2 separate regions of the Homo sapiens genome follow, and region 2 is linked to region 1. Evidence: chromatin contacts called from ENCODE Hi-C data. All regions are on one chromosome and are shown on one strand. Each heading gives the region's core, a stretch centred on a gene start or an enhancer-like site at or near the end of the contact. The rest is flanking DNA. Distances are from core to core; before and after follow the strand shown. Region 1 overlaps PDE4D (phosphodiesterase 4D). Region 2 overlaps PDE4D (phosphodiesterase 4D).

Region 1 (3,201 bases), core at 331-2,830:
AATGTATTGGTCAGAACACATACTCTGGAAAATGCACTTCTGGATTGAGTTTCTGTAATTTCAATGTATGAAGAGGAGAAAACCTTAAAAGATGAAACTCTATGAGGCTAGATAGGAAGGATTATCTTTTCATTAGAAGGCAGGCCATTCTGACTTTCTCTGAATACGTATTCATTATATTAGTAGATTTAAACACATATACATGCAAATTATGAACACATATATGAATATATTATCAATATACTGATTTATATCTTGCTTCATTCCATAAAGGATTTAGATCAAAACAGAATAAAACAGTATGAGTTAGTTTATGAATTGAATGCTTGGTCTATAGAGGAACAATCAAACAAATAACTTTCTAGACTAAACCTTTTAGAAATTGATACCTGGAAAAGGACAGTCTAATGAAAGAATTTAGGGTCCTAGAAGAAGGAAAAAGATGCCTCCATGTTGAGTGAAAGTGCCACAGTCACCTCATTTTGCCTCTTCACTGGAGTTACCTCTCAGCATCACAAAGACAGTTTAAAACATTTAGATGTCCTACCTTTAAAAATTAAACCCTAAGCACCAAATAAGCAAATCATTAATCACCTTCCACAATCATTAATCCCAAATCTTCCTCTGGTGTCCTCAGAGGGGCCCTCCATGGCAGCATTCCACAGCCTCTCCTAGCCAGGGCCTTTAGCTTCTATCTTCCACTGTCCTTTTAGCCATGTGAATCCATCATTAAAAGGATGCAAAGGTATTTAAATAAAATGCCCTCCTAAATTGTTTAGCTATGAAATTCAATTGCATTCAACATAGCCTTGATGTTTCTGGCATGAAATTATAGTATTTTTACAAATAAGATTATAAAAAGTTGTTATATATCTTTTAAGTCAGGCAAAAAGCTGAACATGTTAGTCACACTGTGTTAGGTCATTCATGTTAGACCCTGGCATGTGATTCCAGGTCATAATGCTTCTAAAGGTCCTCTTAACTGCTGCTACATGAAATTTAAATTCCTAGAAAGCTGACTTGCATTTCCCTTCTTTCAACCATGCCATACTTGTTCCTGAATGCCAGGCTATCTCTCCATTCTAACAACTAGCCAGAAGGAAAAATAAGAAGAGCTATATAGTACTTATCTATCCAGTGAGGCAAACCCTTATCTTTGTTTGGCTTGGCAGTAAAAAGACTGAAAAGTGTAATGGAAAGAAGCCTTCGCAATAAAATCCTCCAGCTAATATTTCTAATGTAGCTTCAAAGAAGAAACACACATTCTTCATACCACTCTTTTAGCACGGAAGGGGTAGTGTTCTATTAAACCAAGTAATAGGACCACTTATTAACTTTAACTCATAACTGATAAAGAGTGAATTTGTAATACTATTGCTCAATAATCAACACACCAGCCCTAGGGCAGGTGGATGAGAGTACAAGTAGGAACTCTGTGCACAGGCTTCTATTTCAATTACTACTTCTGGTAAAATTTGAAGACTACCCTAGACCTCCTGTGTCTCAGCTTTTTCTCATTCTTGCTTCTCAAAAAGCAGGACAGAAAGAGGACCAGCACATGCCAAGTCCCGCCTCTCCAAAGGGTACAGAGCCTTTCTAGAGATGAGCTAGGGCTCGTGAAACCAAAGCACATATGTCTTTTACAATGTTTATTATTCCTTAGCACTGGCCTGTTGCCAACTTCTGATCGGTCCCTTCACGAAGAAAAGGCTCTAAATGTGAGAATGAGGATAGGGGGAGTCTTTGGAGATGAAAAGAGCAATTTGGCGAGACCTTTATTCTAAGCACGATAATTCACGAGCCTGAAATCTCACCCTATAGGGGCTCTTACAGTAGGACAAAGGGAAAGAGGGTTTTCTGTCAACAAACCCCTACAATCTCTTACTGCAGTACTGGAAGGGGAGGCTATAAATAAGAGGAAAACAACAACCATTGAGAAAGTCAAGAACCAAGCACAAAATTAATTAGGTCACCTGGAAAAAAACCACCACCTTCTTCCTTTGAGTCCAACATCATATTAATGAATCCCTGCAAGGGGCCCAGGAAGAGTAGGAGTTATACAGAGCATTAACATTCTACATTGGCTTAGTTTGGCCACAACAACAACAACAGATTGGTACGACATGCAGTGAAGCAGATGAAGGGTTACCTAACTCCAGGCACAAAAGAAAACCAACAGGACTCTCAACTTCTCCATACAGCTTTCAAACATATGTATTACAGATCTAGAGGAGCATGAATAAGCAAATTTGCATTCTTTCCAAAACTTCAGAGTTGAATAGCTTATTTCTTTCCAGTCAAAAGTATAGGTGAGGCTAATGCAATAAAAATAAAAAGTGCTTATAATTGCAGGCATTCAAAGAGTACATGGATCCTATGTATTACAACATAAACAAATGGGCTTAAACAGCAGAACTTAGGTAGAACAAAAACTGTTGCTTTGTAGCAAGGTACACTTGATAGAAAGGAGACTGGTAATTTCCCCTCCCAAGCAAATCTTAAGAGGTATAAAATGAACTCTGAAGAAAAGCCTAAGGCATAGAAGAAAAATAATTGACAAATGCCTACTACGTGCCAGGAACTGTTTCCAGGATCTTTTAATCTCAAGATTAAAGACTATTGATGTAAATTTGTCTGTAAGAATAATGAGGACCTTATTGCTGATGCCTGACCCTCACCAACAGAACAAGCAAGGCAATGGCACCAAGGCTCCCCCTGACTAGGAAACTCTGGTGATGCAGTTGGAAGTGGGCCACCGAGGTTTGCAGGCATGTCACCCAAGCATTCTAGAGACTGGGGATAGTAGCTCTGGTCAGCAAAAAAGGTAGATACGCCACAGCATCGACTCTGGATGGATCTGGTGTTGTTAGAAAATAAGCACCTGCCTAGAGTGGGAGAGGATGCCTCCCATCCTTCTCTGCAATGGATTTTTTAGCTGAAAGCCGAAAACTCTGTAACAAACCAGCAGGTGATTTTGGTGGTACCTTAAGCTCTCAGGGAGCTTTCATTTGAGACATTGTCATAAAAGCAGCTGGAAAGCCCTCCGAAACCTATATTTAGGTATCTATTATTCATCCAGAGTCCAGCCAGAACATTTACCTGAAAGATATACTTTCAAAATCAGACAAACTGCATTTCCAAAACAACCCATGTTAGCAGACACTAAGCCTTAACATGTGCCTTTATTATGCATTCACAAAG
Region 2 (3,201 bases), core at 437-2,936, 65 kb after region 1:
AAGGTTGTATCATAAAATTATATATATGTGTTCACATTTAAAACCTCAATATTCTATAAAGATCTGAATTAAAATTAACTTAGAAAGTAATTTTGTCTTATGAGATGACTGAATGGAACTATTAAACACATAACTTATTCATATGATTTTATTTTTATATATCTTTGCAGGAAAAGGTATATGTAAAATGAGGTAGAACTAAATCAGTGATTCTTAACCCAGAATCACTACACTGTAATAGAAATATGAATGTGATTCCAGTGGTACATGTAACTCTAAAATTAAATACAAATTCTCTGTGTGATTATGTATATATCCAGAGTTTCCATAAGAGCTCTGCTACATCTACTTAGACTCTTGGATGATTCCAGAACTGCTAATAGAGTGAAACACACAAACCTTTTAGAAAATAAATTTCACTAAGAAGAAAAAGAAATGAAGTTCTAATTGTGTTGGTAATGTCCCAGTCCCACCCACACATCACGAGAGAGAGAAAAAGAAATTCCAAGAAGGATTTGATAATTTCAAGGAACAAAGTGCTCAGGAGATATATTCACTGACCAATTCCCCAAGTGCTCATGTGTGAGCAATTCAAAAATTCTAAAAATACTATTCAGTGACATCTCAATAGTTCTTCAAAATATGAGATTGAAAAACAAGGCCTTTTTCCAAGTCACTCTCTTAAATATGGTTAACATTTTCATTACACAATAATTTTGAAGAGTTTTTGAGCCTATGGATACCTTAGTTACCAAAATACTATGAATGTGAGCTTCTGTAGTCATTAAAGAATAAAGATGACTAATTATTAATTTAAAGGTTATGAAAACACTCTTAAATATTAATGACTAAACACACTAACTGATAGGTTGTGTTTGGACTAACACTGACAGCAAGCTTCTTGTGAAGTCTGCTGGTCAAGTTACCAAATCAGAGGTGCAGAAAGACAAGAAAATTCTCAAAAATGCTTCCACAAGAAGAATCCTTGAAGTAATTTAGGCATCTAACCTCAAAAAAAAAAAAAAATAAGGTTTAATGGAGGAAATTATTGCTGTATTCTCTTGCATTATCAAGGCTAAGAAAGATTATTAGAATTATTTTGTATCTTTCTGGCAACATGCCTCATACCAAAGGGAGGAAGTGGCAGGGAAACAATTCATTACAAAGAATATTTTTCTAAAAATGAGTCCTAGGCAACAAGGAAAGAGCTTGTCTTACGAGTTGATGTTCTCTCCCGAAAAGGCAATTTTAAGCATTGAGAATGTTCTGAGATGGATTTCTGCAGAGTAGGAAGTTGGATTCTTATATATAGGAAATCCCTGTCAGTACTTAAATTCTACGATTCTATGATTTATTAAGAATAGCCACTTGTGACCACATAGGGCACAACCTGAAAACAGGGCAGCCGCCTAAGAGAAGGCCCTTAAATAGTTATGAGTGAATGCCCAATGTGAGGTGAAGAAAGGGAGAGGTCATTAGAAAGGAAGTTGTGTACAAAACACAAGATTTTACTGCCTTGGTGAATTTTGAACCACAGCCAAATTACTTTCTTCTCTGAGAAGATATGAGGAAGAGAATAAAACTCTTCAAGGCAACAGCATGATATAAATCCAAAGCATTTTCATACTTTGGGAACGTGCTTGCATGCAGAAGTGTGAGCCGGGGGAGGAATCTTGGGTGATAAGAAAAACACGTCAGCAGGGCAGAGTGGTGAATGGCCTTCAAGATAAGGATAAGTAATTGAAATTGGTTAGGAAAGCAACAGGGAGCCAGAAGAAGGAATTGAAATGAGTAATGGGAAGCCAGAAGATTAGAAAAGCTAGACGGATTACCTTGGGAAGCAGGATTTTGAGATGGTAATGGCCAAAGGGGAGATTGTAGAATCAAGACAGGAAACAAAAAGACAAGGATGGATAGACCTATTCCCGAAACAGGAATAGTACCTTCATGAGGTCCCAGAGAGGCAGTTTGTAATAACAAAAATGAGGCCTTCACTGAAGCTTGGGAGTTATATAACACTGATCTAGGATGGCATGCTTACCTGTCACCGTTGCTTGGTATCCATCAGGAAATGTTTGTTGCATGAATGAAGAAAAAGACACAGTTCCATTCTACATAAAATAATCATTCAAAATCACCAATTTGGGAAACAACAATCAACTATTAGATTGTTAAAATGTTGATAGTTTGTGAACCTTTTTTTTTTTTTTTTTTTTTTTTTTTAGCAATGACCCAATGTCACTGTAGTGTTTCTTCAGAACTGCTTAGACTTTTGTGTAGAAGTAAAAGAAAAGACCATCAGTTCTTAAGGTCTGAGCCTGAAAACAAACGTTCTTTATTTTGAATTTGTTTTCAATGTACAAAAGGTTTACATGAAAAATACAGGCAGGCTAATATTGCAAACAACATGTAATTTCAAAGAGGAAAAATATTCAGTACTTTCCCTCTCACTTTTTAAATTAGATTCAGTAACATGATTAACTCTTACCTACATGTTTTCAGAACTAAGATGAATAAATTAGAGGGGTGGTTCAATTTAAAACACCTTTTCCTTTTAGTAAATCTAATGTTTATGGTAGTCAATAAAAGAATTGCTCTTTTAGTCATAGAAAAGCCTCAGAAGCTCTTCTAATTCTTCTATTCTGTTGATTGATGCAAATTATCTCTACAGGGAATTAATTTTAATAGTTAATGAAATGAGGAGGCTGAAGATGCAGAAATCAGTGCCTTGAGTTATCTTTGTGTGTCTGCAAGGGCTAACTCTGCACTCTGCTGTATAGCCAGCAATGACAAGTATCCTGAATTGACTGAGGAACAATCTGAAAAAAATTCACAGGAATCTTAAAAGACTCAGCAGCCTTTAGCCAATATCCATTCTTAAGTGTGATTTAAGTGACACTTCCAAGTCTTATTAAAAAAAATAAGTAAACATAACTTTAAATACCTAAGATTTCTGGTTAGTAACATCTACCATGTTTAATGTTATGGTCGATTTTATTGTAGCAGCTTGATAAAAGATCACTACTTAATAAGTAAGGTCATTCTATTACCAATTTGAAATGTTGATTTCATATATCTATGCACTCACTTCTCCATAATTTGATGTTTTTGTGGTTGCCTCAGAAGCTGTGCAATAGCTAAATAAAGAAGAAAAAATGTGACTAACCAGGCAACAGCCCAGCCCAAATGAATGTGTTGTAG

The links. A loop is a pair of places that touch in the nucleus more often than their neighbours do. Pooled maps may share reads with other maps.
Region 2: a loop to region 1 is called in a pooled map, with 5 times the contacts of the local background. The contact joins two enhancer-like sites. A Hi-C loop is called at or near these places in 6 of 168 maps with a recorded cell type or tissue (Calu3, OCI-LY7, PC-3 and 3 more) and 6 of 50 pooled maps.

The regions. Positions count from the first base shown.
Region 1 is chr5:59,582,320-59,585,520 of GRCh38, forward strand. The region is part of intron 1 of PDE4D (phosphodiesterase 4D); the gene reads right to left. Among named protein-coding and RNA genes, the nearest start is that of MIR582, 120 kb to the right of the region's middle. Within about 2 kb of position 1,581, at least 4 of the 41 ENCODE cell types and tissues checked have a DNase peak (open chromatin) inside an H3K27ac peak, as active enhancers do.
Region 2 is chr5:59,647,710-59,650,910 of GRCh38, forward strand. The region is part of intron 1 of PDE4D (phosphodiesterase 4D); the gene reads right to left. Among named protein-coding and RNA genes, the nearest start is that of MIR582, 54 kb to the right of the region's middle. Within about 2 kb of position 1,687, at least 3 of the 41 ENCODE cell types and tissues checked have a DNase peak (open chromatin) inside an H3K27ac peak, as active enhancers do.